Regions from separate parts of the Mus musculus genome. Here region 2 is linked to region 1. A link is a loop called in an ENCODE intact Hi-C map of the cell type or tissue named here. Cell type or tissue: gastrocnemius. All regions are shown on one strand. Links, peaks and the distances in the headings refer to the core of each region. The heading gives the core; the rest is flanking DNA.

What was found. Peaks named below come from ENCODE experiments on the same cell type or tissue, not always from the same donor. Only the 100,000 strongest peaks of a DNase experiment are listed, where the experiment ranks them.
Region 2: it touches region 1 in a loop (7-fold over the local background); 27 of 42 quality-filtered maps call a loop at or near these places.

Annotation. Positions count from the first base shown.
Region 1 is chr9:43,982,461-43,987,129 of GRCm38, reverse strand. No RefSeq gene overlaps it. Among named protein-coding and RNA genes, the nearest start is that of Gm30373, 11 kb to the right of the region's middle. In gastrocnemius, for the core only: a CTCF peak has its summit at 2,318 (motif pointing left); DNase peaks (open chromatin) are centred at 2,326, 2,543 and 2,833; H3K27ac peaks cover 2,765 bases.
Region 2 is chr9:44,062,824-44,067,492 of GRCm38, reverse strand. It overlaps Usp2 (ubiquitin specific peptidase 2), which reads right to left and starts at 472. Exons shown (of 13, transcript NM_198092.2): 1 at 273-472. Gm39325 (a long non-coding RNA gene) reads left to right here. Exons shown (of 3, transcript XR_870690.2): 3 at 262-1,168. In gastrocnemius, for the core only: a CTCF peak has its summit at 2,102 (motif pointing right); a DNase peak (open chromatin) is centred at 528; H3K4me3 peaks cover 466 bases; H3K27ac peaks cover 701 bases.

The DNA.
Region 1 (4,669 bases), core at 409-4,408:
TCCCTGGTGGCCTTGGGGCCACAGCTTTGTGTGGCTAGGAAACAAATGCTTTGAACACATTGAGCAAAGTTTTGCTGCTTCCCTGGGGCTGAGCAAGGGCAATAGTGGTACCTGCTTGGAGTCCTTAACAGACTGGATTGTGTTCTTCCCACCAATGCATTCGTTCTACCAACCCCAGGTAGACCAGCCAATACTTGGCTGTGCTTGGAGGTGGCCCTTTGAAAGGGACATCAATGCAAACTGAGGACAGATGGACAGGCCCTAATCCAATATGACTGATGTCTAACCCCAAGTTCATCTTGGGATCCTGACATGAAACTGAAGTTTAAATAGAAGGAGTGACGTGGTTCTGCCCAGCAGGGACTCTTCATTGTCTCAGCTCGGGAAGACATCTCTGAGAGACAGGATCTTCCTCTGGCTTGCTCCAGGGCCCCAGTCTTTACCTCCTTCCAGCACAAGCTTCTGGGTTGTAATTCTAATTTACTGTGGGACCGTTGTTTCGTTAGTAAGATGGGCAAGGGAGGGGCAAGAGCGTCCCTCTAGAAAGGATCTTCAGTCATGCCACTCTGGCTGCAGTGTCCCCAGGACAGCTTGGAGTTGCACGGGGGGTGGGGTGGGGTGGGTGGGGGGGAGGGATGAGGGCACTGCGGTCCTTTGAGGTGAGGGTACTGGGAGGCGTAGACTTCAGGGCAGGGGTGGAAGGCTGGAGTCAGGGAGGCAGAGGGGACAGGATGATGTATCTGGTTGAGGGCTATTGGGTCATGCCATCCATGGCCACACACTGCACATATATTAGTGACAAGATCAAAATTGTCTTGGGTGCCTAGAACTTTGGGTGCCTGAAGACACTGAACTCAGCAGAGGGTAGGGACTGTAGTAGTCAGGGTTCTCTAGAGGAAGAGAAGGACTCTCTCTCTCTTTACATACATACATATATATATATTATATAATATATTATCTATATTACATGATATATAATATGTAACATATTATATATAATGTTATCTATACATCTAATATACATATATATAGATATATTAGATATACATATATGTGTATATATGTATATTCCATATACATATATATGGAATTACATGGAATTTATTAGTTTATATGGAATTTATTAGCATGCCTTGAGGCTGTGGTCCAGCTTGTCCAACAATGGCTGCCTACCAACAGATATCCAAGAACTCTAACACCAGTGAAGGAGAACACTTGCCTGTGAGCGTTTGAACAGGCAGGCAAAGAGCAAAAGCGTCCCTTTTCCATGCCTTTTGTATAGGCTGCCAATGGAAGGTGTGGCCCAGATTTTAGGGTGGGTTTTCTGACCTCAAATGATCTGGACTTAGGGTGGGCCTTCCGACCTCAAATGATCTAATGATTCAATCAAGAAAAAATCCCTCACAGATGTACCCAGCCACTTGGGCTTTAGTTAATTCCAGATGTAATCAAGTTGACAACCAAGAATAGCCACCACAGGGATCTACCTCAGTAGTAGGGCAGCGACCTAGATGTGCAGGACCCTGGTTATATCCCTAAGACTCCGGGAACAGAACCAGGAGAGGGCAGTGGATGGATTGGCTAAAGGGCAGGAGGAAGTTCAAGGCCATTTGGGAATTAAGGCTAAGCTGTAACCATGGCTATGGCTCAGGGGGAAGAGAAGAGTCATGGGAGGGAATCTGTCCAAGTTTTTCCATCTGCAAAATGGGTAATGGCTATAGACGCTTGTCTTAGAGATGACAAAGTGTATTTAACAATATTGCTGTGTCACTGATGTAACAAGGGCAGTTCCACAGGGCTTGTCCCCCTGCTTTACATTGGCTTATTAACAGCTCTTTCAAAGATGTGACCACATTACTAATTGCATCCTGAAGCCACATGGTTCTGTGAACGCAGCCCTGGGTGGCATTGTTTTTAGCCCTGTAGACTGCTGCTGAACATGGGGTCAGACTTGTGTGGGGCATGCTTTGAACCCAAGGATTCATCAAGAAGAAACCAAAGCCTGCTCTAGGCTCAGTGCATGTCTCAGACCCCAGACCTGCGTGTTGTTCCCCCCTTTCAAGCAAACGCAGGGGCCATGCCTGGTATGCCCAGCTTCAGACGGTAATAATGAGCTAGGCTAGGGACAGGTAATGTGGAGTCCAAGAACTAGATTGAGGACATCCTGGGGCAAGGAAAGGACACTCTCCAGCTTAGAGTGTGGAGGTTCTTGGTCCTTAGCCTCCTACAGACTTGCCAAAACCAGGGAGTCTGATTTGACCATTCTGAACCACCAGGCTTGTGAGCTTTCTTGGAGCAATGGTGCCCTCTTGTGGTCTTCTTTGCAATTGCAGACAGTGAATGTGACAGCTCAGTGCTGCGGGAGAGTCTACCCCACCATTTCCAGGGTGACAGTCCAGTCTGTTTTTTATACTTGGATGTCCTGGTGCTGTCTTTGGTTGCCTTGGTATGTCCTTGTTCCTCGTTTGTGTCATCTTTGTCCCTGGCATGTCTGTCTCCTACTGGTGTGGGCTGTCTGTCAAATATCTCTTCCCATCAGCCTCTGTCCCGCTGCCAAATTCTTTCCTGCTGTCTCTGGCTCTCCCTACCCTGCTCTCTGGTGTCTGTGTCCCTAAGCTGGGGTCATGTCTGTTCCCCTCCAGTTGGAACTGGTTTTTGAGAATGCAGGCTTAGCTGCTCTCTCCAGAATGAGTCAGGAGCTCCTGGAGGGACGAGGGCTCAATTCCCAGCTCTTGCTGACCTCAGAGAGGGTGCACAAGGGCAGAGGAACTGGCTCAGCCGGGGACTGGGACAAGAGATTTTCCAAATCATGTTTATGGGGTGGGTGGAGACATCAGGAGTCATGGGAGAGGAATGAGCAAACTAGATGTGGCCTGCCTGGCACTGTGCCTGTCCCCCTCCTCCTCTGGGGAGGGCCCAGCATGTGCTACCCACTGCGAGGGGTTGAGCACGGCTGCTTGAGTTGAGCTCCCTATCTACTTAATTGTCATCTGGGTCTGCTGTGCCTCAGGGCCTTTGCACAAACCCCTTTCTGACAGTTTCTATCTGATGCTTTACCTTTGAAATCATCTCTTCTGTGAAGCCTTTCCTGATTTACAGTATCTGAGATGAGCAGTGCTGTACACCTGGCTAATAGCTCTTCTTCCCTACTGTGTGTCAAATGCTGTATTATCAAAGTCTGTCCCTTCTTGGCCCTCAATAAATACTTCTAAGAGGATGTCCTAGAGTCTCTCCTAGTCCTACCAGAGGTTACCCCTTCCTGACTCCTCCTTTCCCTCTCTGCATATATATATGTGTGTGTGTATGTACATTTTTGTATATATGTACATATATGTATATCTAAATATATGTATATTTGCACATATACACATATACATATATGTATTGTATATATTTGCACATATATGTATATATGTACATGAACATGCATTAATGCATATGTACACAGGGTGGATGATGCTTTTACAGCTGTGGCATCTGGTCCACGAGCTGCTCATTTGCATCATGTAATAAGGCTTATGTCTAAGTTCATTACAACTGTATTAGGAGGGAAAATTCAGTTCTTCAGTCCCAATAGACACACTTCAGATGCTCAGCATCCATGTGGGCTAGAGATGGTGGGGCCCAGGGGACAGCACAGACACAGAACACTGGTGTCACCCCAGGAAGTTCCATTAGTCAGCACTGTCAAAGAACAAGCTTTGGAAAACATCCTACTCCTGGATTCTTTCCCACTGTGACGAGAAGGAGGAGGAGGAGGAGGAGGAGGAAGAAAAAGAGGAGGAGGAGATCTCCATGTGTCCAGCTCAGGATCTGAGGGATGGGGCATCTGATAACATGCATTGTTGGATGGCTCGATGTATGGTATGTACATGTAGATATGGGTGGATATACATATATATGGTTATATGTATGTATATATGTGTATATAAATGTACAGATGTATGTATATATGTACCCATGTATGAATACTCGTTCCTGATTTCCTGTATTCCTGAAACTCCTATCCATAGATGCCCCAGGTTGGAGCAGCAAGCAGTGTTGCTTCCTAGCTAGTTAGTTTTGTCATTTGTACACAAATTAGAGTCACCCGGGAAGAGGGTAGCTCACCTGAAGAACTGCCTCCATTGGATTGTCCTGCGGGGTGTCTGTTAGGCATTTTCTTAATTTCTAATGGTTACAGGAGGGCCTAGTCCACTGTGAGTGGTCCTTCCCTAGGCTGCTGCTAGGCATGGGCTGTATAGGCCATCACCCCTCTAGATGCTGGCCATCATCCCTCTAGATGCTTGCCATCTGAGGCAGTCTGGAGATGAGAGCAGTGAGTTGGCCCTGCTCCTTGCCAGCTACAGCACTTGGGAGAGTGGCCCTGCCTCTCCACTGGGCTGACTCTGGAGGCAGGGTGTGGGTGAGCTAGCCCGGAGAGCATGAGAGTGGGAGAGCTGAGTCTGCTTCCTACCAATGGCCATGTGGCCCAGCCAGAGCAGTGCTGGGGAACCCTCCCTGGTGGGTGGTGCAGATAAGGGAGAGCTGGTATGCTAACCAGCTTAACTCCCACCCAGGCCCAGATCCAAAATCTACATCATCTGTGAACTGCTGGGGCATGTGGAAGGGCCAGTCCTGCTGATCCAAGGGTGCAGCATCTCCATGACACTGGGCAACAACAGGACGA
Region 2 (4,669 bases), core at 450-4,449, 80 kb before region 1:
GGGGAGACCTGTACCCGCGGTTACAGTGTTTCCTCAGAACACATTGATCAGCACACAGATGGCTCTTCCTGGCACCCCGAGCTGGCAGCTGGCAGCCCCTCTCATACACTGGCACCCACAGCTGGAGTCTCCCCCTCCACACATCTGGCCCTCGCCCTACATTTCTCACGTCCAGACTGCCCAGGCTGCCTTTGACACCCTACTTTCCGAGTCTCAAAGCTGGTACTGACCCTGGCTTTTTCCTTCCCCGACCTGCGACAGGTGGCACGTACCTGCCTCTTCTCGGAGGATGGACGAGTCGAACCGGGCACAAGCATGGAGCTGCGGATGAGTCCTGGCTGGTACTGGCGCGGCGCAGCGAGCAGTGGCTGACGCAGAGGGCTCCCTGGCCTCGCTCGGTGCCTGCCCGCCTCTCCCCCACCTCCGCCGGGGGCCCAGAAAGGACCTCCCCGGGAAATCGGCGCCACCCAGCGGGCAGCAGCCTCATTGCGCCCGGGCCGGCCAAACCACACCCCGCGTTTGCGTCACTGATATACGTCATGGCTATTGGCTTGTTCCTATTGTTGCGTCAGTAGAGCCCCGCCCGGCGCGCATCTCCCAGGTAACCGGGTATATACAGAGAACCACGTGGAGAAAAAGCACGCCTGTTTGGAGCCGGTGGCGCAAGGAAAGAAGTGGACTGGAATCTGATAGGTCCTGGCGCTGGGAAGACTGAGACAGAGGGTCACTTCACGGGAAAAGGCAACATTCCAGCTTTCAGATCTTAGAGAAGGCTTTCCTACCGGGCTGGGAATGTTCTATTCCATAGACTCTTTTTCTGCCTACTTTTTTATTTTATTTATTTATATTTAAAAATGCATTTATTTAAACAACCATGTATATCTCATAGCAATATTTATAGAGCCCCATAGGTCAATCAATCAGGTAAAAAAAGATTATGTCCATTCAACACACTATCAACGTACATGACTATTCAAGTGACGCATTCTATGGGCTACTTATTAAGTACATTACTAGACATGGTGATAAGTACTTTGCATATATTAGCTTTCTCATTTAATCTTTTTAATGGTCCTGTAAAAGAACCACTATAGTCATCTATTGCACAATGTAGCTGAAGCCTAGGGAGACCATGTTCAAGTGGTAAATAAATGTCAAGTGTCTTGTACATGTCTACTAATGCAGTTCGCTTAGGTGACTACTGGGAGGACTTAGCCCAAGAAAGGATAGCATTTCATCTAAGCTATCAGGTTTAGAATAAGAAAAAAAGATGCAACTTGTATTTTAATTTTAAGCAAATGACTTTATTTTTAATCAATTAGTTATTGTGTGCAATGGTGCTTTGCTTGCATGTATGATTGATCCCCTGGAGGTGGAGTTACAGACAGTTGTAAGCTGCCATTTAGATTTTGGGAATTGAACCCTGGTCCTTTAGGAAGAGCTGACAGTGCTCTTAACTGCTGAGCCATCTATCCAGCCTGCAAACTTGACTTCTAAGAGTTATTTATTGTTAAATTAGATAACACCCCCTAAGAAAAATCAGAGTTATTCTTTTTTAAAAAATAATTTATTTTTATTTTATGTGCATTAGTGTTTGGCCTGTGTGTATGTCTGTGTGAAGGTATCAGACATTGGAGTTACAGACAGTTGTGAGCTGCCATGCGGTTGCTGGGAATTGAACCCAGGTCTTCTGGGAGAGCAGTCAGTGCTCTTAACCATTGAGCCATCCATCTCTTTAGCCCCTCTTTTTTTTTTTTTTTCCTCAAGGCAAGGTTTTTCTATGTAGTCCTGGAACTCACTCCATAGTCCAGGCTATCCTTGAATTCACAGAGATCCACCTGCCTCTGCACCAACTCACATGGTCTGAGCTCCAAATGTGCATGTGCACACAAACACATAAACAAAAATCATAAAAACAAAATACAACAAAAGTGAAATGCTAACCCTGTTAAGTTTCCTCTTAAAAAAAAAAGGGCCAGGGCAAATCTTGATATATTTTCCCCCTCTTGATTATTTTTTTAAATTTTTATTTAAAAATTAAAAAAAAAGATTTATGTATATGAGTACTCTATCTGCATATACACCTACGTGCCAGAAGAGGGCATCAGATCCCATTACAGATGTGGTTGCTGGGAACTGAACTCAGGACCTCTGGAAAAGTAGCCAGTGCCCTTAACCACTGAGCCATCTTTCCAGCCTGTTCCCACTTGGCTCTTATACCCCACCCTTCTTCCTGACTGATGAGGAAAGCTGCCCAACCAAGTAGGCTAGTGCCAAGATAAGTCCCAAGACTTCAGTTTTGCCTGCATCATTAATTCTCCTAAGCCCTTAGCTCCTCCCCTGAATTTTTCCTCCAATATCATCATGTGTCCTCAATTTCAAGTTTCTTCTCATATTTCCCAAAGAATGTAGACACAACCAGAAGGCAATACTTAAAACCTTTTTAAAAAAGATTTATTTATTTATTATATGTAAGTACACTGTAGCTGACTTCAGACACTCCAGAAGAGGGTGTCAGATCTCATTGCAGATGGTTGTGAGCCACCATGTGGTTGCTGAGATAAGAACTCAGAACCTTTGGAAGAGCAGTCAGTGCTCTTGACTGCTGAGCCATCTCTCCAGCCCCCAATACTTAAATTCTTACCAACCCTCACTCCACCTCTTCATTGAACTTGTAGGTATGGAATATACCAGACTCTGTTCGAATTTTATTTTAAATATAGGAGATACAGCAGGTACAGCCTCTCTTTAAGGGGCTCCCATTTTAGTAGGAACAGAAGGAAAAGGAAAAAGTACAGAATCCAATGTGTGGGGTGGGGCTAGATCGACAGAAGCCAGCTAGACAGCTAGGGGTGGTAAGGAGCATGTAGGTTGTGGTCTGAGATAGCCCAGTGAGGAAGTAACACAGGTGACCTGCAGATGGTGAGAAGTGAGCCAGGTACATATCTAGAGAAAGAATGTTCTAGGCAGAGGGGAGGCTGGACTGGGCCCTCCCCACATCAGTCACTGGTTAAGAAAAGTCCTAATGCTGGAGCTTAGGGAGGCACTTTCTCAATTGAGGTCCCCTCCTTTCAGATGACTCTAAGGCACAGACAGAAAGCGCAAAGGTCCTGAGGTGGAAGCCAAATGCTAATTTTGAGGAAAACTAGGTGGGTGTGGTTGGAGTAGTGTATTGGTACAGCTTACCATGCTGCATCAATTAATCATAACCGCCATGGTTTCCTGAATTGTCTTGCTGATTCGTCCTACCTGCTCCCTCCCCGTGTGGTAGCTAATTTTCTCAACTTGACACAAGTTAGAGTCATCTGAAAGGAGGGGACCTCAATTGAGAAAGTGCCTCCCTAAGCTCCAGCATTAGGACTTTTCTTAACCAGTGACTGATGTGGGGAGGGCCCAGTCCATTGTGGGTGAGGCCACTCCTGGACTGGGGTCTAGGATTCCATAAGGAATCAGGCTGAGCAGTCCACAATGAGGGCCGATAAGCAGCACGCCTCTATGGCCTCTGCATCAGCTTGTGCCTCCAGACTCTGACCCTGCTTCAGTCCCTGTCCTGACTTCCTTCAATGATGTGGAAGTGTAAACCAAATAACCCTCTTCCTCCCCAGGTTACTTTTAGTCTTGGTGTTTCATCACAGCAATATTAATCCTAACTAGGACACCCAGGAAACCATAAAAAAGATAAAGCCATTAGAGTCATATATGGGGCTTTATAGCCAGACCCAGCCTCTAGCCAGGGATGCACCTCCCTATGATATGACCCTTAAGTAAATCAGGGATATTCTAGTCTGTGTCCTAGCCCATTAATATGCTCCTTTTTTGGCTCAAATTGTGAAGATCCACTTGATCTTGCTGCTGCGCAAGACCACCTTCCGTTGGCCAAGTCTCCATACACTGAGATGGGAGACCTGGATCTGACTTCTGAATGGAGGATGGATCCAAAGAGAGCCAGAGCAGAACAAGGATACTCGGCCAATTCACCTGAGGAGAGATGACAGGAACACTCACTGGGGTTGTGGAAGCAAGAGAATTGATGAGAGATCGCTGTGTCCTGGGCACGTTTTGCTGTCAGCAAACGACAGGGTTTTGTGATGGGTTAGGTAGTAAGAGGGAAGGCAGGAGTTAAGGAGAGGGAAGCTGCAGGAGGGGAGAGGGTTAGAAAGGAGCAGATAGATTAGTCTTGTTCCAGGATAGTTGATTATGGTTCATAGAAAACCTAATTATTAGCAAAACATGAAAGCCTCATTAGATGTTACGTTCGTCAGATGCAGTTACAGTTACGTATGTTCCGAAGAGACAGTTTGGGAGTGCCTCTAAAAGCCAGGATAGATAAGAGTGCTAAAGAATGGAAAGTTCCTGCCTGTGTTAAGGCAAATTACTTGGGAGAGGTCTTGTGGTCTTTGCTCTGTGATCCCAGGCAAAGACAGCTGGATGGCCTTGAGCTGCCTCGCTGTTAAGGTAAAATGGTTCTGTCCCCACTGACTTGGCCTGGAGCCCTCCACCATGAAGTGGTGTGGTTCAGGTTCAGGTGCAGGGGAGGATATACATACATACATACATACATACATATATATATATATATATATATACACATAAAATTTCCATTGGCTCTCTTTGGGGCTCGATCTTTTGGTGTGGCTCTCGATTTGGGTTCTCTTTTGGCTTGGAAGAG